3 separate regions of the Mus musculus genome follow, and regions 2 and 3 are each linked to region 1. Evidence: chromatin loops called from intact Hi-C (ENCODE). Cell type or tissue: heart. All regions are shown on one strand.

Region 1 (8,000 bases):
TTGGACCATGGAGAGGATGTTGGGGCCCACCATGAAGAAAAGAGCTGACTTCAAGAAACTCGGCTGGTCCTCTTGCCAGTGCCTAAGGTCCAGACAGAGGCTTGAGAAGGAAAGAACTTCTAACATAGGGCTCCTTTCTTCTCCCTTCACATGTGCTCACTGACTGCACAGCCATGTGACTGTCAGTTACATAAAGATACACAAAGTCACACATACTGCTGGCACTGCCCGACCTGCCAAGAGCAAGGTTCTGAAAGAGCAGGCCCCACGCCTCCTGCATGCCTCAGCGGACGAGCCACGAGCTTGCTCTGGGAGAGGGAAAAAAGGTGGTGTGTCCAGCTGGAAGCCCGGAGGGCAAATGGGAAACATCGTGGCGACTGGCTTTCTTTCCCAAGCCAGAACCTACCAGGAGTGGGTGTCTGGCCAGGATGGAAGCCCTCACACGAGACACAGGCCACACAAACAGCAGCAGGTACATGCAGCCCCAACCCTGTCTCTAGCTCAGGTTTCAGTTGCTTAGAGACACCATTAGGCTGTTCTCTAAGGACAAGGCCACAGGGGCTGAGAAGGAAGAGGGAGCTGGGGGGCTATGCTGTGTCTGGAGGGGTGCCACTCCTTGGGACTGAGCCGTCTTCATGCAGGGCTCTCAGGGGCTGCATGTGCCACCAAGGTCGTCCCCACACTGCCAGGGCCTCCACACACATGCTTCTTTACATCACAGTCCTGAGCCGTACCTGCTACTAGCTTTTTAATTTCAGCTGTCCGTCCCATTGAGAGGCATATGGAAGAGAGGCACAATAGGAAACCATGAAAAGTCTCTTCTTCAGAAAGAAAAAAACAATCAAAGAATCAAACATGTTTAGGTGACAGATTACAGAAACTGGAACCAACAAATTTAGTCAGACTAAAACCAGAGACAAAAATAACAAGTGTGGGAAAGTTCCACAAATAAGTTGTGAGCTCCAACCAAGCAGAAGAAAGCTCTGGGTTCTACCTTCCAGGTCTGCACTGTCAGCCAGGAGCAGTGGCTGAGCAGCTGCTCAGGCCTGGCCTTCAGGGCTGAATGAGAAGCAAAGCCTCAGTCTTTTCAAACCCACTTCGGGGCACGAGTACCCTAGGCAGGCCCAGGTCAGACTTCAGCTGAGGGTTCACCAAAACCAACTAGGCAGGTGGTCACTAGAGGGCTCCTGGGCGGGCTAGCACTGCAGCCCCTGCACAAGAAACATCACAGGGAGACCATAAAGCCAAAACGGACACGAAACTTTAGAGGAACTCAGGGCACATCAGCCGTGGCAAACTTCAAGTGCTGGGGGACACGGGGCATGCTGCTGGCCACCAACACCACCCCAGCCCGACCTGAGCACAGGTCCATCTCAGGCACAGCCTTCAAATGAGTCTTCAAACCTGTGTACCAAGGCCTCCCTCCCAGCCTTTAAGCAAGAGTAGAGAAAATATTAACCTGCTTAAAGATGAAATCAAAATAGTAGTTAAAAGCCATGTGACCATTTGACACCTCTTTTAGGGGCACAAAAGGGGAGATTAAAAACAACCCTAGAGAGGTGAGAAATAGGGAGGGGTCACTGGAGGTGTTTCCTTAGCATAAAAACCAAGCAGCAGAAACTGTGGAGGCAGGAGGGACCCAGGAGCACCCACCCCACTCCAGCTCATTCTGGGGCTCCTCCCAAAGGGCCAGCCTCACCTTCCAGCTTGCTCCCCGCCTGGTCTCCACCCTGTTGCTCAGCCTCCTTCTTCTCCCTCTGCTCTGCAGCCTCCGGCCTTTGCACAGGGAGGCCCGCCTTCCCACCTGCACACAGGGAGACTCAGCTGCTTTGTTGGAAAGTCAGAGTTGGGCGTGGGGTGAGGGGCTGGCAGATGTTTCCTAAAATGACTCTATAGCTAGCCCCCCCCCCCTCCAGCACAGTTTATATCCAACCTAATGATTACCAGGGAAGTAATAAAGAAATATTTAACAATCTCAGCTGATGGCTGTGAGCCAATGGTGACTACCTGAGCCAATTAAAATGCGAGCGCCGTCCTAACCAGCTCTTAGACGGGTACTTAACAGTGTGTTACCTGTCAAGCGTTCCTGCACTGTCCCCCGTGTGCACCCCCAGAACAGCCTGGCACCTGACATTTAGTGGTCTGGCAACAACTGTGTGACAGATATTATGGAAGCTGTCAAGCTCCCAGGCTCTTCTTCACTCCACAAGCTGCTGAAGGGGCCGTGACATTCACATGCTAATCATGTGGAATGGGAGGGCTGGGGACTGAGAAGGACTAGCCCATTTCTGCTGCACCCACCAAGGGAGCTCCCCTTGGCGACTGACACTCACCAGCATCGCTCTCAGCAGCACTCTCCACGGGCTTCCACAGGGCGCCTCCAGCCTTCTGTGCAGGCTCCCTGCCGTCATCTGCTGCCAGAGCCTTCAGCTCCACAGAGTCCCTGGCCTGGGCAGCTGGCTGCGGATCCCTATTTCCTGGCCTGGAATCTTCCTTCCTGGGCTGCACAGGTGGCTGGCCATTTGCTTCTGGAACCTTCTGAGGATGTTCAGTTTCTCCTACTGCCAGGACTTGCCCGGGTCTCTTTCCTTCCCCTCCTCTCTCAGGTTCCTGCTTCTCCTTCTCTGACTCAGGCAGAGGTGGTGCCCCTTGACCCCTGCCTGCAGGGTCTCCTTCATCTGGGAGCCTGGGAGGTGGCTTTTTCTCCTCTGGCCCTTCTTGGTCCTGGCCTTCATCCACCACCACTTTATCATGAGGGATGGGAGGCTCATGGCGATGGGCCTCACCCATAGGGACAGCAATACCTGGAAGGGCATAAGGACAGGTGGAGGAGATGAGGCTGAAGTTCCTAGGAATTAGAACGGTCCTCTGGCTCTCAAGTGTGACATGACCATGACCATGACCTCAGGTCCTCTACAGCTATCTGAGGACTGCCAGGACACTAGAATGGTAATGTCACAAGAGGAACAGTAGAGGGCAGCTGTCTTGACCAAGGGGAAGGTGGAGCACAGGTCTAGGCTAAGTTAGACATGCGAGCCCTTCACAGGGTTGCTTAAGCCTTTCTCTGTCAAGGCAGCTGGTTGGGGCCGTTTATTTAGCACTCACCTTGGCCGGGGCGATCCAGCTGTGCGGCTTCCTGCTTCTCCTTGGGAGCTTCCCCGCCAGGCACATCTACAGGACCCTTGATCTGGGCCTGCTCCAGTACCTCTTTGTCCTCTGCTGGCTTTAGCTTCTCTTGGCTATCCTCAGCAACAACTACAACGGGATCCTGGACTGCAAGCAAAGCATAGTGAGCCACCAGAAACCAGTACAGGCTGGGCCAAATGGCAGAATGGAGGTTTCTTCCTGTTTAATCATGATTATCAGCTAAATGGCACAGAATCCTTCCTTTTCATTCATGATAAAAAAAACATCAAAATTCAATTTATACCTGTAGTCAGATGACATGCTGTGTAATACTTGTCCACAACCACCAGGTGGCAGCGTGAGCACACAGCCAGGCAATGTCCCTAGGGTCTTCCAGCAGGGACCAACTGCTTGCCCTGAGACCTAAACTGAAGGACTTTTAAGGATATGGTTGGGTGGGCCTGTCAACCTCTTGCTGTTGGTGGGGGAAACTCACACAAGGTGAGACGAAAGGAGAGGCTGGCAAAGTTGTCCACATGCCCACAAATGCATAGGGGTCCATGTTCCATCAGAAACCACAGCAGAGTATTGTGGCTCCAGAATTGGAGAAAACTAGCTTCACTGAAAAGACTGCTTTTGAGAGCTTGGGACCTAGCTGGGCTGGTAGCACACACAGGCCCTGGCCAGGGCTCAGTACCAGCATAACATAAACTAGGTATGGCATCATCATATGCTTTGGAGGGGGATGTGGGAACCTTATAGATTCTAGGTCATCCCCGGGCTAGTTTCAGGCTAGCCTGGGCTACGTGAAATCCTATCTCAAAAAAACAAAAAAACCATGTTCAAGTGCTGGGCAATCATAAGAGGATCTGAAGAGCTATGCAGATGAAAAACCACCTTAGAAAACAGAATGTGAAGACGGCCATGTGGTTCTGAGCACTGACTGCTTGTGCAAAGGGCCTGGTGTGGTCCCTAGTACCCACACCGGGGTTCAGACCATCCCTAACTCCACTTCTCGTTGGTCTGATGCATCTTCTAAGCTTTTCAGGCAGCAGGCATACACATGGTATACAAACACACACATACGAGAAAAAAAGTTAAGGTTTGTTTGTTTGTTTGGGGTTTTTGTTTTGTTTTGTTTTTAATGGCTGTCCAGGAGCTCAAAGATCCACCTGCCTCTGCCTCTGCTGGGATTAAAGGCGTGCACCACCATCACCCAGCTAAGAAGAAAAACCTTTTAAAACAACAGCAAAGGCCAGTCTACTCTGAGTGGTGTCCCACTCATGTTCAGGTGAGGCGGCGGCCTGCTGTTCACTGTCTGGAGCCCTGGGGCAGGCTCCGCATGGCAGCTAAGCATTTGGCTCAGTGACCACGCAGGTATGGGGTTGCCCTGATGCTCTTCTGAGAGGCCTCTCAGGATTGCCAAGCCTGTCTGTGTTCTAAGATAGGAAGTAGCCTGTCAGGCAGAAGCTGTGAGCCTGTGAAGGTTTTCTAGGCCCTACTACCAGCAGTGAGCTCCAGGAATTCATGGCTGCTGGCCAGCACTGGACATGGGCTCTCCAAGACAGAAACAGACCTTTCATCAGGAATGCATGTTGACAATGCCCTCAGCCACAACCAAACATAAACTTCCAGAGCTGGCAGCTCTCACCCTGCACAGCCCCTCCCATTTGTTTCCAATTTCAAGGCAATCACAGGGTGGAAACAGAAAACAGTGTGGTGGTGAGGTTCACCTGCCTTACTGGCCAACTGACAACCAAGAAGTGAAGGCTTGGCCTGGTATGGCCCCAAGGAGGGATGGCAATGCTCAATGAGTAGGACTCCTCACACACTCTGCTGGCCATCCCCTGTAGTCATCAGGCTTGCTGACAGTAACTGGAGCCAGCAAAGACCCATGTTTTGTCCTCCCATGCACAGATGGACCAATGAGGTGACAAGCCACACGCTCACCTGCTACAGTGCTTCCCTAAGGGACAGACAGGAGTCCTGCCTCCCAGACAGCAATTCCACTGCGAATATCCTTTCCTTCTTTATCCAGTGTGGAGAGGGCCCAAAGGCCCGCCTCAGGAGGTCTTGCTTGTGGAACAGGGCTTGCTACAGGCTGTAAGTGTTCTCCTTTCTTCTCTCCTCCCTCCTCCCCTGGCCCTCTCGGAGACAAGCTCTACCACTCCACCCGTCTACCAGACTTGAGGCTGCTTCTGCCTCTGAGGAGCTGGACAGCAGGTCCCACATCCCAGTGGAGGTCTGCTGGTCACTGGCCTCCTGCGTTCATGCTCACCCCTGCATGCTAGCATCCAACCTAGAGATGCTAAAAGCCTTCTCCCTCTGGATGAGGTCCTGCTGGTGCAAGAACCATTGCACCTCTCAAGAGCTCAGCAACCCAGGCTCCTGAGGAAGCCAGCCCCTGTTCTAGGGAGCTATCCTAATAACCAGTTTCTGCTTTGTTCTCCAGGCTTCAGTGAGGAAAGTGTTACCTGCTGAGGTCTGACTTACAACCCAATCTTTTGGGCTTAGCTGGATGGCTCCATAGCTCATCTGTCCAATTATGGCTCAGACAATAAGCTCCTGCGAGCTGGGGGGCTAAGCTAATGACCAGGGCTGACATTGTAGTGTTAGCATCAGCAAGGAAGCCTTCTGAGCCCTTCACTCTTGGTTCTTCCTACACATGAAGCAGGTGCAAGGGAAAGCTAGCACCTCGCCCCTTGAGCAGCACCTCAGCCACAGCACACACAGGTCTGACATAGGTCAGCAGCTACCCAAGGGGAACCCTTCTGATCCAGCAGGTCCCATGAAGACCACCACCCCAGGGAAGGCTGTGAAACGAGCCCACTGCATCTCCTAGATAGTTTGGCAGAAAAACTGAACGTGAAAATAGTAGGACAAAGGAGCACATGATGTAAAGTGCTTTTAAAACCTCATGAGGCACAGAAGAGAGGTGACAGGAGGTCAGCCAAGGAGGGAGGAACATATAGCAGCAGGGTCTATCCTGGATGAATCTTGACACTATCTAAGGCTCTGGGACCTCTGCAACCTCCACAAGTGGCCAAGGCAGGTGGCAGCAGAAACCATGGAAGGTCCCAGAGAAGAGCGATGACAAGAAGACAGAGGAAAGGTCTATTCGAAGACTCTGGGATACAGTCATGTGCCTGACAGGGACCCAAGGTCACCTGTACCTGGCACCCACGGCACCCCATGGCCACGTGGCATAGCCCCCTAACTTCTACTTCCCACTAACTAACCGGTGCTGTCCCACATGCTGCAGAAGCAGGAGGCCTGGGGAATGGCTTGAGCTGTCCTGTCCCAGGGTGCACAAGGTGGGTGGGCAAGAGGAGAAAAGGAAGCAACAGCACAAAAGTGTTCCGAGGAGGAGCCAGAACTCTACAAAGTCCAAACTGTCCCCAAGACCATCTAGGGCACCATCAGGCACAGAGATAAAGAGCCTAACTAGGCTTTTTAAATGGATAACTGTCTTCTTGAGCATTCACAGGGACTCGGCCAGGCTTACCAAAGGCTCACGAGGCCAAGCATGGGGCTTTGGCTGCACTCGATAGTCACATGTACCACGTGAGAGTACAGTGCAGTCACAGCACAGTCACATGTACCACGTGAGAGTGCAGTGCAGTCATAGCACAGTCACGTGTACCACGTGAGAGTGCAGTGCAGTCACAGCACAGTCACGTGTGCCACGTGAGAGTGCAGTGCAGTCACAGCAGTCACGTGTGCCACGTGAGAGTGCAGTGCAGTCACAGCAGTCACGTGTACCACGTGAGAGTGCAGTGCAGTCACAGCAGTCACGTGTACCACGTGAGAGTGCAGTGCAATCACAGCAGTCACATGTACCACGTGAGAGTGCAGTGCAGTCACAGCACAGTCACGTGTACCACGTGAGAGTGCAGTGCAGTGCAGTCACAGCACAGTCATGTGTGCCACGTGAGAGTGCAGTGCAGTCACAGCGCAGTCACGTGTACCATGTGAGAGTACAGTGCAGTCACAGCACGTGCTGGGCTCTCACTAGAACAAGCAGATTCCTACTGGGACCCCACACCATCAAAGAGATCAATAAACAAGGCTCTCGCACCCGATGGTGCAGCTGACAGGGCAGTCAGAGAAGGCTCTTAGTCCCAGACCTGCCCAAACCAGGCAAGACCTCAATTAAGCAGGAGGCTGGGCGGCTAGAAAACAGAATTAGCTAAAAACAGACGGCATGTGGTTCTGAGAGGAGCCATGTGTGTTGTTACAGCCTCATGAAGAAATGGAAACCAGATGTTGCCTCAGAGGGCACAGGTGAGCAGGCTGCCTGTACATTCTATAGAGATGGGACACAGCTGCTGGCTATGACCAGAAGCTGCACAGGACAGCCATAGGGGCCTGGGTATGGACTGAGGAGAAACTAGTTATCAGCCCAATGAGACACAACTGCACCAGGTTCCGCTAGGGTGACCTCAACAGTACCCAGTGCCATGATGTCCTCACTACCCACAGCAAGGGAGCATGCTCAGCTCCTAGTTTATCAGAATGCCTCCGTCACCACCATGCATCTCTCCCTTTCCATGTTGCCGTTCCCACGTCAACTCCTGTTCTCTGCTGGTGGCACGGGCAGTGGCATCAGACTTTTCCATCTGCTAGGGAGGGCATGCAATGTGCACCTCCTTCCTCAAGCAAACCTCTTCCCAGTCCAGATTACCAGCTCTACAGCCACACTACACATGGTCCTCTGTGGCTTCTCATCATTTGTCTTCAGTCTCTGGGAACCCCAGCTATCCATTGGGGTCCCCAGTGACCTTGACTTCTTGACCCCTCTTGATTCCTGGGAGCTGGGACAGGAGGACTCTTCTCTGCCTTTGCCAATCCAGGAAGACAGATGAGAGCATCTT
Region 2 (8,000 bases), 150 kb after region 1:
CTGGTTTGGGGTGGTGATGACCTGGGTGGTAGTGGTAATGTGGGGGGTGGTGTGGTGACGTGAGTGGTAGTGGTGATATGCGTGGTAGTAGTGATCTGGCTGCTGGTGGTGATCTGGTTGCTGGTGGTGGTCTGGTTGCTGGTGGTGATCTGGTTGGTAGTGGTAGTGAGGACATGATGGTGGCCGAGTTATGTGGATAGTGACAGTGGTGATATGGCTGGCTCTGGTAGCACTATATGAGGGGTGATGTAGGCGGCGGTGGTGTTGAATGTTGGTGGTGTAGGTTTTGATGGTGTTGTTGAGGGATGATATGGACGGTGGTGGCTGTAATATGGATGTAGTGATATGGTTGTGGGTGGTGATGGTGTGTCAGTGGTAGTGTGGTGGTGTGGTTGGTAGTGGTGCAGATGGTGGTTTTAAAGAAACAGGGTTCTACTCCTAAGACACTAAAGCCTCAAGAGGCTCAGGACAGTGGGTGTGATTGTCAGACACTTGTGTGGGCAGCCTTTCCTGCCATGGTTTTTTTGCATATTTGGATCTTTGTGGGAGCGAGGGTACCTGAGGGGCACCCTGGACGAGGGCTTTGAGGAATGGCCTTGTGTTTCTAACGCTGTATCATGGAGTGCCCACACACACTCTCTGGTCCTCTGTCCACAGCCAGCAGCCGTCTGATGGGAAACCCCCCAGCCTCCTCTTTTATGGGCAGCTTCCTCACCAGCAGCCTGGGCTCAGCAGCGTCGGCACACCCCAGTGGCCCCACATCCTCTCCCTCTGAGCCGGCCTACCGAGGATCCCACCCTGCCACCTCTCAGATCTGGTTCTCCCACTCCCATGAAGGTAAGTCAGGTCCCAGGCTTCCCTGCTGGCAGGCCTTGTCAAGAGTGCTGGGGCAGGGGGTTGCCTCCCTGCTGAGGAAGGCTCTCAGGGGAGGTGGTAATTGGTTGGAAATGGGATGGCCCCAGTAGGCACTGGTCCTGGCCAGATGTGTGCTCCAGATGTTGGGCAGGGAGGGCTCCAGGGAACTAAAGAAATGTGGAATGCAGCTGGGCCAGCCGGACTGGGCTGTGCCCTCCACCATGGGCTGCCCCCACCTCCTCAGACTCAAGCAGGCATGGGTTCCAGATGTGTCAGCTGGGAAGGGGAGACAGGGAGAGGAGAGCTGTCAGCAGGCAGAGACCGCTGTGGCTCCCGCCCCCAACTGCAGTCCTGCCTGTGATGAAGCTCCTTCTCAGCCTCCAGCCTTGCTTGCACTTGGTGCACTCCTGCACCTCCGAGGTACCTGTTGCCCTCAGACACCATGAAACAGTGGTCTCTGGAGCCCTGTTGGGACCTCCAGGCCTCTCCCGGGCTTTTCCCAGAATACAACTCACCTTGTCCAGACGTCTGAGGTCTGCTTTGCACTTTGGTCTTATAACTTGGAAGGTGGCCCTGGGTCCCCAACATCCCTGGCCTGGTCATTACTTGTGTTCCTTCGACTGTGCATCCCCCTTGGTGCAGGAAGGGTTAACCCCCCTCCCTGGCTGGCACGCGGGAGGTAATTGCAGTTGGCAGCGGGCACATAGAGCTCTCGCTCCTGGCACCAGGCACTGCTGTAACTCAATGACTGCTGCGCTCAGGCGTCGTGTTTACAGAGCGCAGTGGACCCACACACGGTGCACAGCCCGCCCGTGTTCTAGGCTGAGAGATTAGCACCCGGCACTGCTGGAAGCCTGAGAAACCTCTCTTTGTGCAACAAGAAGGGGCTGTTTTCCAAACAGGACAGGTGACAAGTGAGGGACAGTTGTTCGAGTAGTCTGGTCTTTGGGCTCTGCTCAGAGCACACATGTTGGGCAGGTGATAAGAAGCAGCTCTCTCCTGGGTGGAGGGTAGGCCAGCCGGGTCTTGAGAACCAAACCAGCAGAGTGGGGTCTTCATCCCAGACCCATCTGTGATGCTTTCTACCTCTGCCTTCTCAGCAGAGTCCTGGGTGGATACTGGGTCGGCAGAGCTGGGCCCTAGTAAGAGACTCCCTGGCCAGCTGTGGGTGGCCCCAGGCCCCGCAGGAAACACTTGCTCTCTATTCTCCGACCAGCCTTTTGTGTCTGCTGGGCATCTCCTAGCTGGTCACAGCATCTGGCTCCCGGGATGTTTGCAGGAAGGGATGAGGGTGGCCAAGCAGGAAGAACGGGCAATGGAGGCTTTTCAAGAAGAGCTGCATCCCCTGGACGGACCATAGGCGCACTGGGATACCCAGGCCACCTGACCTGACTTCTGTCCTCATAATCGGCAGTGGCCCGTCAGTGCCCAGGAATGTCTGTCCACCTCCTACTCAGTAGGCACACATGCCTGCTTCCTGTCCATCCTACCCCAGGAGACACCACCAGCAAGAAGGGCAGTTTGTGGGTGGCACCACCTGCCCTAGAGTCCAGTCCTGTTCCCTATTGGGCCACTCTTTCCAGAGGGTGAGTGGAGGCCTGCTGGTGACACCCATAACCATTTACTTCCCCTTGTGTCAACGGTTGTCTGGTAAAATTGCTTATGACCCACCCTAAGCGCCCTCAAACCTCAGACCCCACTTGAGGGCCAGCCTCTGCAGGTCCTGTTTCCAAGGCCAAGCCCCAAGGATGCCCACTTGGCTGGTGAAAGCCAGTATCCAGGCAGTGCGCTGCGGAGAGTTCTCGGCTCTGTCCCCCATCCTGACTCGAGGCCTGGCTGTGTCACAAGGAGAGAGCTTTTGTCTCTGAGACCAGCTCCAAGGGCAGCAGGAGTCTCTTTGCCCGCTGCTGGGCACCCACTGTGGCAGGTGCAAGACAAAGTTCCCAGAGTCAGGTAGGGGAGGGCCATCCCGGGTGCATGCAGGACAAGAGGCAGGATGTTCAGGGCTCCACCCCGCAGAGCACAGGGCCCACTGGGGGCTGGAGACAGGCATGTGGAGAAGCAGTGGTCCCAAAGTGGAAAGTGCACACTTGCAACCTTCCCAGTCCCACGAGAGTGGCGGCAAGTCCACATCTGTCTGGAGTCATATGACAGCGCATACCTCTCAGGCCTGAGCCTCAGGTTACCTCTTCACCATCAGCTCCTCCCAACCCTAGGGTGTCCCCCCTCCTCCCCGCAGGGGTTCCCCCGTCTTCTACGTCTGCAGCCTTACTCCCTGACAGGCCACATGGTGCAGCCTGCTCTGTGCGGTAGAGGCCAGGGCGGGCGGGGTAGGAGCGAGTGGCAGTCTGGCTGGCTGCCCTGGCAGCGTGCCTGGCTGCTAGTCTGACGGGGTGCCAGCTGGCTCCACGTGCTGGGGCCTGTTTCTCGGCCATGTGTGTACAGGAGGGTGGGGGGCAAGGCAGGCAGGGGGCACGCGACAGGGCCAAAGAATGGGGGCCATCAGCATGGGGGCTTCCTGGGCAATAGGCCAGGAGGCCCAGCTTTAGCCTTCTCCTGCTCCCTTAAACCCCCTCTAGAATGGAGAGAGGCAGGGACTCTCTCAGCTTAGCTTGCTTGCTGCTGCCTTCTGCTTGAGCCTAGGGCAGGTAGGCCAGGCAGAGAGGGCTGACAGGGAGTGGCTAACTTCATGTGGGAGTTAGCGGTAGGTGCTCTCCTACTCTTTGACGGGGACTCTCAGGCAGCCAGAACACCCTCTCCTCACCATCTGTAAGGCAGCTGTAGAGCGGGGGATCAGGCTTCCTGTGTGCCTGGAACAGCTGGGGGTTCAAGGGATGCACCCTAGTGTTGGAGGAGCCGCCCTGGAACATCTGGCCCAGAGCAGGATCTGCTTGTTGAGCCCCAGGCCTTCTGGCCCCTTAGCTCACCCAAGATGATGTGTCTTGCCAGAAACGGACAGCAGGGCTTTGGGGTAGGGTGGACAGCAGAACTAGCCTGGGGCAGAGGTGAGTGGCTAGATGCCAACCTGGCCTGAGTGGACGGGGCTGGGGTGTGGCATGGCACAGCTGGCCCTATTGTCAGTAAGGGCCCCCCCCATCCGCCCCCCTGCCTGCTTGGGACCACCCACAGGGCAATGAAAGAAGATGCTGTTGCTAGGGGCTTGGGGATGGATACAGGAGCTTGGAGCTGACTCAGCCCTGCTGGTCCGTGGTCTCTTATGCCACCTGGAGGGGGAGCCATGGGTACACGTGCCAGCACTGGCTGCCTGCCTAGCCAGCTTCTGTGAAAGCCACACCCACCCTGGTGGCCACTTCTCCATCCATGTCTGGCTGCATTCCAGTGAGACAGGAGCCACCACCAAGTGTACCCTGCTCCTCCAGACCCCACACACTCCTTCGTTTCTCCAGCTGCCTGTCTCCCTCAGTACCTTAGGAGGCTCCAAAACTTACCACAGGGGCAAGCAAGCAGGGGCTGGAACATGTCCATCCAGGAGACAGGTCCTATCCCACATCCACCCTCATGGGTGGCCCATCAGACTCCATCCCCTGGTACTGCCCCCTAGTGGCTGCGCGTACCCTAACGCTATTTCTTCAGACCCTGGATGTCGCTCCCATTCTTTTTTCTATTCCATTTAGTTTTCTTGAAACAGACTTGCCATGTAACTCTGGCTGGCTCAGGACTTGCTATGAAGACGAATCTGGTTTCTAAATTGCAATGATCCCTTGATCTCTGCCTCCTCGTTGCCGCTGTGGGAATGAGCCATTGCACCCTGCAATCTCTCCTTTTTTTTAATTTTTTTTTTTTTAAGATTTATTTTTAATTATGTGTACGAATGGGTTTCTCTATGTGGGTACAGGTGCCCATGGAGCCCAGAAGAGGGCATTGGGTCTCCTGGAGCTAGGTGACAGGTAGTTGTGAGCCATCAGATACAGATGCTGGGAACAGAGCTTGAGTCCTCTGCAGGAGGGGCACACACACCTAACCGCCTGGGCCATCTGTGCACCTGCGGTCTCTATGAGTGAAGTGTCCCCTTTCTGTCCGCACCCTTATCCACAAGGAGCCTCTGGAAATGAGGAAGTCCTACTTGTTAGAATATCTCCAGCCAGCCTCACTGCAACCTGCAGGAACCAATGACAAGGTCTCAGAGCTTCACACTCTGCTTGTCACAGCCCCAAGAGCTACATTGGCCTTGAGTTCCTGTGCTCAAAGGCTCTGAGCCTGTTTCTTCACCTGTTAAGTACACTGGTTATCAGAGCTGCCTGGACACAGAACAGCCCAGGACTAGTGCTTTATAGATAGCTCCTTCTCTCTGCACCTGTCCTCAGATATACATTGGGGGTACAGAGGTGGCCAGTGGCCATGGTCACCAGGCAAAGTTCTTCCTGGTTCCTTGAGTCCAACCTGGGCAAAAACAGTTGCCAGCCAGACGCACCTGCTCACTGACCATGAGTGGAGTCCCGGCACAGTGGACCACCCTGAAGCTGTGGGTGGCAGGGCTGTTGTCCTAAATGCCAGCAGGTGCTGGGGCCACATCCAGGATACTCCTGTGTCATGGTTTGCCCATCATCAGTTGAGTTCCCCAGCCCCCTTGTCCTGCCTACTGGTCAGGCACCTACCTCCCTGTGATGTGGAAGGCTGTCCCTTTGGATCCAGGGCAGCCTGCCCATGGAGCCTGGCTCCTCGGGGCACTTAGGTATTCCTCTCAGCCTGGGGGTATGGAGACTGCAGGGCCCTGTTCCCTGAGCAGTTGTGGGTCAGCACTCTGCAAGCCTTAGGGAGGAGACATACCCTGAAGGGTGCCATTCTAATCTCCAGCCACTTGGGTGGCCAATCCTGGGAGCTAGCTGCACTTTGAAATCCTGGCCTGGATGGCTAGGAGTCTGACCAAATAGGGTGAAGGGACCCTGAAGGAGGAGGGGCACTTGGCCGGGAGATCTTGGGTTGTTGCTAGGTTACTCCTTTCGGTCACTAAAGCAGAAATGGCAAGTGTCCTGTGAACTGGCGGCCACATCCTGTCTGCTCCCAGGGCAGACATTACTAGTCAATTAAGCGGCATGAGAATCTGGCTTTGGGATTCGTAGCGCAGCACTCCTGGTCCACCAGTGAGTAAAGTGCAGTGGAAGTCACTGGCTGTGAGTGACAGGCAGGCATCTGGGAGAGGGCTAGCACCAAGTCACTGTGTCATCCTCCTGTGGCAGCATCCTAAGTAACAGGAAACATGAGACAGGGCACTTGAGGAGCAGGACCCACCCCTGAGGTCCCAGGAAAGTAGGGGTTTGTAGCCCATCTGAGGACCTTCTGGGTAGACAAAGAGAGCCCTACCTTATGGCTTCCCTACCCAGGTGCCTGTTCACCTGCCTACCCTGCTGCCTTGTCTTTTAAATGTTGTTTCTAGGTGGCCTTGCTACCAGCCATCTTTTCTTTTTCTGCCTATTGATCAGGAATCCTCACGTTGGCCATCACAGGGGCTTTGGTAGTTGTGGCAGCAGTAGGACAGAATGGAGCATCCTAAACCCAACTTCCAAACCTACTCCCTCCCCAAGTCTGCCAGGAGTCCCAAGGCAGCAGGTGGCCACAGATTCGTCATGTGATCTCTGGAGCAGCCACAGAGGCTGTAGGGAAAGGGAGGCCCTGGGGTCTGGGCTTTCCAGCGGGGAAGGGGCAAAGCAACCTGGTGGTCAGACATGTGAGTCATGAGGCTCTCTCTGCCTCAGGGTCATCTCCCTGATTCCCAGGCTACCCCACCAGGGTCCTCCCTAGACCCTCCCAGCCCAGACTTGGTCTTCCCCCTGCGTTGGCTTCCGGTCTCAGAGCAGCTGCTCTGATTCGAAAGTCGGTTTCTATTTTCCTCTTCAGTTCGGGGAGTAGTCTTGGGAAAAAGAAAGAAAGGGGCCTTTCTGTTGCTGGGCTAAGAGGACCCCCCCTCTCCTCACCGTGTTTCCTGGGGCTCCTTGCCTCTCCTGTTCTTCTTTCTCAGTCAGTTCCCCATCTGAAGCCTGGGACATGAAGAACCTCCATGCATTGAACTGGCTGGTAGATTCAGCCCCATTCCCTGGAGTGACAGCCACCAACATTTCCTTGGCACCCAAAGCACCCTTATTCAGTTAGCTAAGTGTCCACTGCTCCCCAGAAAGCAGGGAGAGGCTCGGGCCTCATCAGGGGGTGCAAGGGGGAAGGGGGTGTCTGTGCCTGGAAATGTCTGGGAAGGAGGAATTTACAGACTTCTGTTTACAAAAAAAAAAAAAAAAAAAAAAAAAAAAACCAGAGGCCCGTAAAACATTTAACAGCAGCCAATTACGGGGGACAGCTGCAGTGCTTTACCTAGCCCCCCCCCAAGGCCCCAACCCCCTGCCCAGCTGCTCTCACCCAGGCCTCTTGGCTTTTGTCAAGTCTTCCAGGAGCTGAGTTTAATCTGGCTAACATCTGCTGCAGATGTGTCCACACACACCAGGCCAACGGGGGTAGCTCTTTCAGTCTCGGCTTGCTCTTCAGCAAGAGGGGAACAGGCCTGGCAGTGGGCACTGTCCCCAAGTCCTCCTGTGTGTGGTCTGAGGGTGTGCTCCCATCTGGGCAATGGCGCCACACCATACAGGCAGGTTTCTGTGTCACGGAAATCTCTGAGTCTTCACGTGGCCCCTGCTTTGTGACGCAGATGGAAAGATCTCTTCCCAGTGCGGTGCCAACGAGCCACTGGAGTAAGGACTATCCCACGGTGTCATTAGTCAGGGGTCTGCCCATGGCAGTGGGATCTGAGGGGTTCTAGGTGGTCTCTGATCCTGACTTGTGCGTGTCTGTTGTAAACTGCTTACGAGCTCTGAGTCCTTTCCCTGAGCTGAGTGCCAGGGATGGGTGGTCCAGAGCTGCCTGGTCCCATGCCACAGAGGCTCCCCTTCTTCAGCATCCAGACGGACCAGCTTCTGGAAGTGAGGGACAGACAGGCATTCTGTGGTAAAAGAATGAGGGAAACAAAGTAAAGATGCCCTGAGTGAAGTTGGGCTGTGAGCCTGTCCATGACCCCACTGTGACACTGAGCTCAAGTGCCCTTTATCAAATAGCAGCACTTCTTGCCATGGGTTCCTCCCTGGGGATCATGGCATCCTCCTCCCCTCTGCTTATTGTAGTTGAGGAGACTAAAGGATTTCCTT
Region 3 (8,000 bases), 94 kb after region 1:
CGCATGTCTTTAATCCCAGCACACAGGAGGAAGAGTTTGGCCAAGGTCTGTGAGCGCCAGACAGCCTGATCTACATACAGAGTTCCAGGAAAGCCAGGGTTACATAACAGAGATGCTATTTCCTCAAAAAAACACAAAGCAAAACAAAATGGCAAAACTGTTGTATATGTGTAAATACAGTGTAGTACACGCTAGTCCCAGGAGTAAGGGCAGTTGTAAACTGCCTGGTGGATGCTGGGATGCTGTCCTCGGGAAGAGCAGTGAAGGCTCTGACCACTGGGCCATCTCTCCATTGCCTGCTGTGTGCATTTCCCTCCAGGATGTTGTGTGAGCACGAATCTTTGTCTCTGGGATAAACTCCCAGGAATGCAGTTGGTAGTTATTTCATAGTATGTTTGTTTCTGAGGGAACCTCTAAACTGTTTCCCAGAGTCGTGCTGTTCTATGCTCTCCATCAGTGAATGACTACGTCTGTTTCTCCACATCCTCACCAGCGTATGCTTTTGTGGCCATTCTGATGGGGAGATGCTGATATCTTCCGATGGTTTTAATTTGCATTTCCCTGACAAAGAAAGAGCCGTAGTCTCTACATGTGTTCATTCGCCATCTGTATCACCTCTGAGGGAATAGCCTTTCACATATTTTTGACCATTTTCTACTTTTTTTTTTAATAATTGAGGGTTTTTTTTTTTTGTTTAGTTTAGTTGGTTTTTTTTTTTTTTTTGAGACAAGAGCTTCTCTGACCTTGAAAAGCTGATTATCTTTAAGATTTATTTTTATCTTATTTATGTGTATCTATATATGTCTAATTGTATGCTGCAGGTGTACAGTGCCCACAGATGCCAGGAGAGGAGAAATTCCCCTGTAGTTGTAGTTAGAGCCAGTGTGAGCCACTAGACATGGTGTTGAGAACTGAATCCTCAGCTTCATGAAGAGCAAAAAGTGCTCTTAACTGCAGAGCCATCTTCCCAGCCCTATTCTTTAATGATAGATAGATAGATAGATAGATAGATAGATAGATAGATAGATAGATAGATAGAAGATAGATAGATGGTAGATAGATAAATGATATAGAGATAGATAGGTGATAAATGGATGATAGATAGATGGTAGATAAATAGATAAATGATAAGTAGATAGATAATAGGTAGATTGATAGATAATAGGTAAGATAGGTAGATAGATAGATGATAGATGACAGGTAGGTAGATAGATTGGTAGATAGATGGGTAGACAGACAAATAGATGATAGATAGATAGATGGGTAGATAGATAGGTAGGTAGGTAGGTAGGTAGATAGATAGTAGATGGGTAGATAGATAGTAGATGGGTAGATAGATAGGTAGAAAGATAGACAGATAGTGGATGGGTATATGGATAGATAGATAGATAGAAAGGTAGATAGTAGATGGGTATATGGATAGATAGATAGATAGATAGATAGGTAGGTAGATAGATAGTAGGTGGGTATATGGATAGATAGGTAGGTAGGTAGGTAGGTAGGTAGTAGGCGGGTATATGGATAGATAGATGATAGATAGATAGTAGATGGGTATATAGCTAGATAGATGATAGATAGGTAGATAGATAGTAGATGGGTATATGGATAGATAGATGGTAGATAGGTAGATAGATAGTAGATGGGTATATGGATAGATAGATGGTAGATAGGTAGATAGATAGTAGATGGGTATATGGATAGATAGATGGTAGATAGGTAAATAGACAAACAGGTTCTGTAGCTCTGGGTAGAGAATGAGGAGCTTCCCAACCATTTCACCACTGAATCACATCCCCAGTGGTCATCTCCTCCTCCTCCTCCTCCTCTTCCTCTTCCTCCTCCTTGTCTTTCTTCTTTTTAAAGAGATGTTTTAAGATATAATTATTCATTTTATGTATATGACTACAGTGTAGCTGCCTTCAGACACACCAGAAGAGGGAATTGTATGCATTACAGATGGTTGTGAGCCACCAGGTGGTTGCTGGGATTTGAACTCAGGACCTCTGGAAGAGCAGTCAGTGCTCTTAACCTCTGAGCCATCTCACCAGCCCTCCAATTGTCTTCTAGTTTGTTCATGTTTGGGACAAAATGCATGACAGAGAAAATTAAGGAAAAGGAGTTGTTGATTTTGGTGCATAGTTCAAGAGTTCAGTCCACCATGGTGGGAAAGGCCAGGGGAGGGGTGGAGGTGGGGGTGGGGAGAGTCCAACTGTACCTGCTTCCCGAGGGCCAGGATTAATGGCATGTGTCACCACCACCCAGCTCATTTCCTCATTCAAATGCAGCCCAGTGCAGGAGTCCAGGGAATGACACCCACCTTCTCTAAGGTGGGTCATTCTGCCTCCGTTAACCCAGTTAAGATGTCCCTCACGGGTGAGCCTGGGTGATTCTAGAAGCTGTAGCACTGAGGGCTCTAACCATCACAACTCCAGGCCTGTTTTCATTTTTTTTGTCTTGAGGCAGGATCTCACTAAGAAGTCAACACAGCCTGATGCTGGTAATGCTCCTGCCTTGGCCTTATGGAGTAATCGGGATTACAGACCTATGCCCCAGATTTCAAGATTCTCCTTGTTTTTCTTTTTTGATTTAAAAAAACAAAAAACAAAAAAAACAAAAAACAACAAAAAAAACCCTTTTACTTCTGAATAATTTCCAACTTATAGAAAAGTTGTTAGACTAGTGCAAAAAACCCACCCACGTTCTTTTCACCCTGATTCCTAAAGTGTCAACCGCTTTCCACACTTCTTATTCTATTTTTGAACCGTTTGGGAGTTTGTTGCACACAGATGCCCGCCGTCTCTTGGCCAGCTCCACACTGAGCTAGCACAGCCACCCAGACTGGAACAGTGATGCAGCTGAGAACCAGCAGGCCCTGCTCCTGCTGCTGCTCCTGCTCCTGCTCCTGCTCCTGCTGCTGCTCCTGCTCCTGCTGCTGCTCCTGCTCCTGCTCCTGCTCCTGCTCCTGCTCCTGCTCCTGCTCCTGCTGCTGCTCCTGCTGATGCTCCTGCTGCTGCTCCTGCTGCTGCTCCTCCTGCTGCTGCTGCTGCTGCTCCTGCTCCTGCTGCTGCTCCTGCTGCTGCTCCTGCTCCTGCTCCTGCTCCTGCTGCTGCTGCTGCTCCTGCTCCTGCTCCTGCTCCTGCTGCTGCTCCTGCTCCTGCTCCTGCTCCTGCTGCTGCTCCTGCTGCTGCTGCTGCTCCTGCTGCTGCTGCTCCTGCTCCTGCTCCTGCTGCTGCTCCTGCTGCTGCTGCTGCTGCTGCTCCTCCTGCTGCTGCTCCTGCTGCTGCTGCTGCTCCTGCTGCTGCTGCTCCTGCTCCTGCTCCTGCTGCTGCTCCTGCTCCTGCTCCTGCTCCTGCTGCTGCTCCTGCTCCTGCTCCTGCTGCTGCTCCTGCTGCTGCTGCTGCTCCTGCTGCTGCTGCTCCTGCTCCTGCTCCTGCTGCTGCTCCTGCTGCTGCTGCTGCTGCTGCTCCTCCTGCTGCTGCTCCTGCTCCTGCTCCTGCTGCTGCTCCTGCTTCTGCTTCTGCTCCTGCTCCTGCTCCTGCTCCTGCTCCTGCTCCTGCTCCTGCTCCTGCTTCACCAGTGACCCACTAATGCTCTTGTGGGTCAAGAACACAGCCTCGCCAGGCAGTGGTGATGGACACTTTTTTTTTTTTTTGGTTTTTTGAGACAGGGTTTCTCTGTGTAGCCTGGCTGTCCTAGAACTCACTTTGTAGACCAGTCTGGCCTCGAACTCAAAAATCCGCCTGCCTCTGCCTCCCAAGTGCTGGGATTAAAGGCATGCGTCACCATGCCCCGCTGTGATGCACACTTTTAATCCTAGAACTCAAGAGTCAGAGGCAGGCAGATCTCTGAATTGGAAACCAGCCTGATCTATAGAGTGAGTTCTAAGACAGCCAGTACTACACAAAGAGACCCTGTCTCAAAAGGAAAATAAAGTAAATAAATAAAACCAAACCAACCAACCAAACAAACAAATAAGAACAGCCTGGTCTTACAAGACCATTGTCATGTGATATCTTTCATCTTAGAACAAGTCTTCCTGAAAGACTTGGTCCTGTGAAGATTTTGTTCCATGGTTTGATCTGAGAGTTGGATCAACTGCTTGGAATTCAGGGAGGAAGATGGACCGTGCAAAGAGTGTCCAGCAGATGTGTACACAAAGGCCAGAAGCAAGGAGCTCTCACCAGGCCTCACAGCAGCCCACAAGTCCTCCAGGGTTATCATTCTCTTCTGTAATCACAGAGGCCTGCAGCTGGAACTCTGGAGGTGGCTGTCACTTGACAAGGCAGCCAAGGTGTCTTAGGTCACTTCTTAACATCTCACCTAAAACAATCTGAGTTATCCTTGGGCTGAGGCTGTAGCCCAGTGGCAGAGCATGTCCTGTAACCCTGAAACCCAGGGCAATCACCTTTCCCTTTTAAAAGATGGGTCTCATGTAGCCAGGCTAGCCTCAACCTCATTATGCAGCTGAGACTAAACTTCGGATCCTCCAGGTCTTAATTCCTGAGTGCCAGAATTACAGGCATGTGCCGTTATGCCCAGCTTGGTAGATTTGCTTTTGAATTCTTCTGTGTTTCTGAAGAGTTCAGGCCGATGATGTAAAATACCCCTGAGTTCAGACTGTCTGTCTCTTTGTTGCATCAGGTCCCACTTCTCTCTTGGAAGTGATGTTGCATGCCTCTGCCACAGCGTGTCAGCAGGCCCAGGGTGTCTGTTCGTCCCTCTCTGGTGATGCAAATATTTGCCACTTGGCTGAAGGTGATGTCTGCCAGGTTCCTCCATGGTGCAGTTAATTAATTAGTATTTTGAACTTACTAATTACTAAGTAATAATTAGCAAGTGCTTTGAGAGCAGATAGTCAAGGCTAAGTAAATAGCCTGCTTCCTCCGACCTTTCGCCAGGAGCTGGAGCATCCGCTGTTGACTCCCTGAATCAATTATTAATATGCTAGTTGCCAAATGGAAGCTCTCTAGTCCCATTATTCTTTCTACATTTGGGAGTCAGCTTTCTCCTCCCCCCATTCACGTATTCAATCATTTATTTTTATCATAAATTATTTACATAGTAAATAAAGATAGCAATCCATTACTATATTGTGTTGTTCAGATTGTCCCAGGTCTGGCCAAAGGGAAGCCCTTCCGGCCAGTTCCTGCCCTTTCCCTGTGGCTCCATTGTCCCTTGAGCACTTCCTGGCTCTCTGACTCAAGGAACATTTAAGCTCATCCTGCATATTCTATGTCCAGCCATCCTGCCCTTGGCTCCTCCCAGAGCCCCTGACTCCACTTAGCTCCGGATCGAGAAGGCGTTTTTCTTTCCCAGCTGGGTCTGCTCACTGTTTGCTGGGACTTTGCTGCCTCTGGGGCCAGACCTAGACATACACTCTCCCATGTCTATTTCTAGATCTGTCTATAATAAGAAACCCAAGTTCACGCCAGTGCCACAGCTGCAGTCCAACACTGAGCCCCTTTCAGGATCCACACTCCCTCTCGAAGGGGCATTGGGCACAGTTCGCATAAGTCTCCATGGCCTCCTGTCTCCTCATGTCAGCAAGCACCCATTCCCTGGTTCTTGGATTCCATGAGAGGAGGAGGCATGATGTCACCTTCTTGGGTCCCAAATGACCACAACCCCAGGGGTTAAACACCAGACATTTATTTTCACCAGGGTCTTGAAGCTGGAAAGTTGAGAATGCGGTATATACAGGAAAGGCTTCCTGGGAAGAGCAGAGAGAGGAGGCATCCTGTGCTCCGTCCAGCGTCCGTCCGGGTGCTAGTGAGGATCCTTGGTGCCCTTGACGTGCAGGTGTGCAGTTTTCCTCAGGCCACTCATCTCTTCCTGCAAATTTCTGTCACCTTATGGAGATCTGTCACCGAGTCTGGACCATGGTTCTGGCGTCAATTCTGTTGCTCAGCTCAGTGGTCCACAGTTCCTCTACCTTAACCTTGGGTTATAGCCTGAGGACCCTGTTCCCAAAGACACAGGTACTGGGGGCACCATGTCAGTCTCAGAATCAATCTCTGGCTATTTCTCTCTGTCTGTCTCATCTCTGTCTTTGACTCTCCGTCTCTGTCTGTCTCTTTCATCTCTGTCTTTTCTCTCTGTCTGTCTCTGTCTCTCTATCTATCTGTGTGTCTGTCTGTCTGCCTCTCTGTGTACGTCTCTGTCTCTCTTTCTCCATCTGTGTCTGTCTTTTTCATCTCTGTCTTTTCTGTCTATCTCTGTCTCTCTGTCTGTCTATCTCTGTGTCTGTCTGTCTGTCTGCTTCTCTGTGTGTGTATGTCTCTATCTCTCTGTCTCTGTCTGCCTCTCTGCCTCTCTGTCTGTCTCTCTTTCTGTCTGTGTGTGTGTGCTCATGTCTCACCAAACTTCTTGTTCTAGAACTATGTAGCCCAGAGAGAGAGAGAGAATCTAAAGTAGTCAGGACCCATGTTTATGATGAGCCCCCAAGGCCTGCAACTGTCTCTCGGGACATCTGGGCTTGGATCCAGGTTCAATCTAGAGACCAAGGCCATTACCTAAAGAGCAATGGGAGCAGCTGCAGCAGGGGCTTTTCAGAAGGTAAAACTCCGGCCTACTCCAGCTAGAGAGGTAGGAGCCCTCTTTAGGGACTCGGTGCTTCTCCATAGCAGCAGGTTACTTCTGTTCATCACATTTCTTCTTCAGTCCTTTTGGAGAGCTGTCCAGCTGTGGAGGGACAGCTTCAGTTGGCTGGAGAGCACTGGAGTTAGACCTTCTCCTACTCATGTAGATCCTCAGGGGTCAGCTGAAGCCTCCCTTCAAAGCTGTGCTAGACCAGGAACGGTCAGTGGTTCAAGCAAGAGGAGGACCTTTTAGGCTCAGATTCTTACTGACAAGAGGAGGTCTGAGCAGAGGCCCTACCTCAATCAATCTCCTGTACGTATCCCCCTATTGGGAGGCTGTGGTTCCAACTTTAGTAGTTATTAGCCCATTTTATTTTATTTTATTTTATTTTATTTTATTTTATTTTTAAAGATTTATTTATTTATTATATGTAAGTACACTGTAGCTGTCTTCAGACACTCCAGACGAGGGAGTCAGATCTTGTTGTGGATGGTTGTGAGCCACCATGTGGTTGCTGGGATTTGAACTCTGGACCTTCGGAAGAGCAGTCGGGTGCTCTTACCCACTGAGCCATCTCACCAGCCCCATTAGCCCATTTTATTAGTTATTTATTTTGAGATACTGCCTTATTGTGTAGCCCAGGCTGGACCTAAACTCGAGATTCTCCTGCTATCATGACACCTAGGTCTCAGACAATCATAAAACCTTCCTTCCCATACAACTTAAGACAAGAGCAGTCGGGCTGGAGAGATGGCTCAGTGGATAAGAGCACTGACTGCTCTTCCAGAGGTCCTGAGTTCAATTCCCAGCAACCACATGGTGGCTCACAACCATCTATAAGGGGGGATCTGCTGCCCTCTTCTGGCAGGTGGATGTATATGCAGCAGAGCACTCAGACATTAAAGAAATAAAATGTTAAAAAAAAAAAAGACAATAGCAGTCGAGTGAGCTTGGGTCCTTATAACCAGTTCAGGTCCATTTTTCCCACACAAACACAAGTCCCTAGGTATTGCCACACCAGGAGAGCTTGGGGGGTTCCAGAATTTACTCTCCTGTCAGGGACCAGCCGGGTTCCTGATGGGGTTTTTAGCAGCTTCAAGCCTATTCTAGCATCTGGAGTCCGAAAAGAATAGCAAAAAGTGTTGACACTAAAAGACTCACCAGTGTCTGCAGGAGACCTACACTAGAGTCTCTCTGCTAGAGTCTTACTAAACCCGAACTGCCTCTACAGGGAACGGGTCTGGGCCCTGGCCTCAAAGAAAGGCTAGAAGGGGCTTTGTCCGCTGGGCTGAAGCAGACTCAGCTCTCTGACAGAGGCCACGCCACTCTCCCTGTTCATGGGTTCGTGTGTTTGGTGAATTTGTCATAACTTGAAAGGCCCCAGTTTCTACACTAACTTCCCGTTCCAGTTCAGTTGCCCA

Evidence for each region. Peaks named below come from ENCODE experiments on the same cell type or tissue, not always from the same donor. Only the 100,000 strongest peaks of a DNase experiment are listed, where the experiment ranks them.
Region 2: it touches region 1 in a loop (2.0-fold over the local background); 3 of 42 quality-filtered maps call a loop at or near these places.
Region 3: it touches region 1 in a loop (4-fold over the local background); 15 of 42 quality-filtered maps call a loop at or near these places.

Annotation. Positions count from the first base shown.
Region 1 is chr11:120,107,733-120,115,732 of GRCm38, forward strand. It overlaps Slc38a10 (solute carrier family 38, member 10), which reads right to left. Exons shown (of 17, transcript NM_024249.5): 12 at 3,106-3,273; 13 at 2,334-2,804; 14 at 1,700-1,804; 15 at 735-758. Among named protein-coding and RNA genes, the nearest start is that of Ndufaf8, 13 kb to the left of the region's middle. In heart, a CTCF peak has its summit at 3,480 (motif pointing right); DNase peaks (open chromatin) are centred at 269, 3,499 and 4,614; H3K4me3 peaks cover 316 bases; H3K27ac peaks cover 1,378 bases.
Region 2 is chr11:120,258,415-120,266,414 of GRCm38, forward strand. Bahcc1 (BAH domain and coiled-coil containing 1) reads left to right here. Exons shown (of 28, transcript NM_001347621.2): 3 at 658-837. Among named protein-coding and RNA genes, the nearest start is that of Gm11772, 24 kb to the left of the region's middle. In heart, CTCF peaks have their summits at 4,407 (motif pointing left), 5,684 and 5,883; DNase peaks (open chromatin) are centred at 1,567, 3,217, 3,757, 4,237 and 5 weaker places; H3K4me3 peaks cover 785 bases; H3K27ac peaks cover 4,527 bases.
Region 3 is chr11:120,201,606-120,209,605 of GRCm38, forward strand. No RefSeq gene overlaps it. Among named protein-coding and RNA genes, the nearest start is that of 2810410L24Rik, 16 kb to the left of the region's middle. In heart, CTCF peaks have their summits at 4,710 and 7,439 (motif pointing left); a DNase peak (open chromatin) is centred at 5,266; H3K4me3 peaks cover 629 bases; H3K27ac peaks cover 2,517 bases.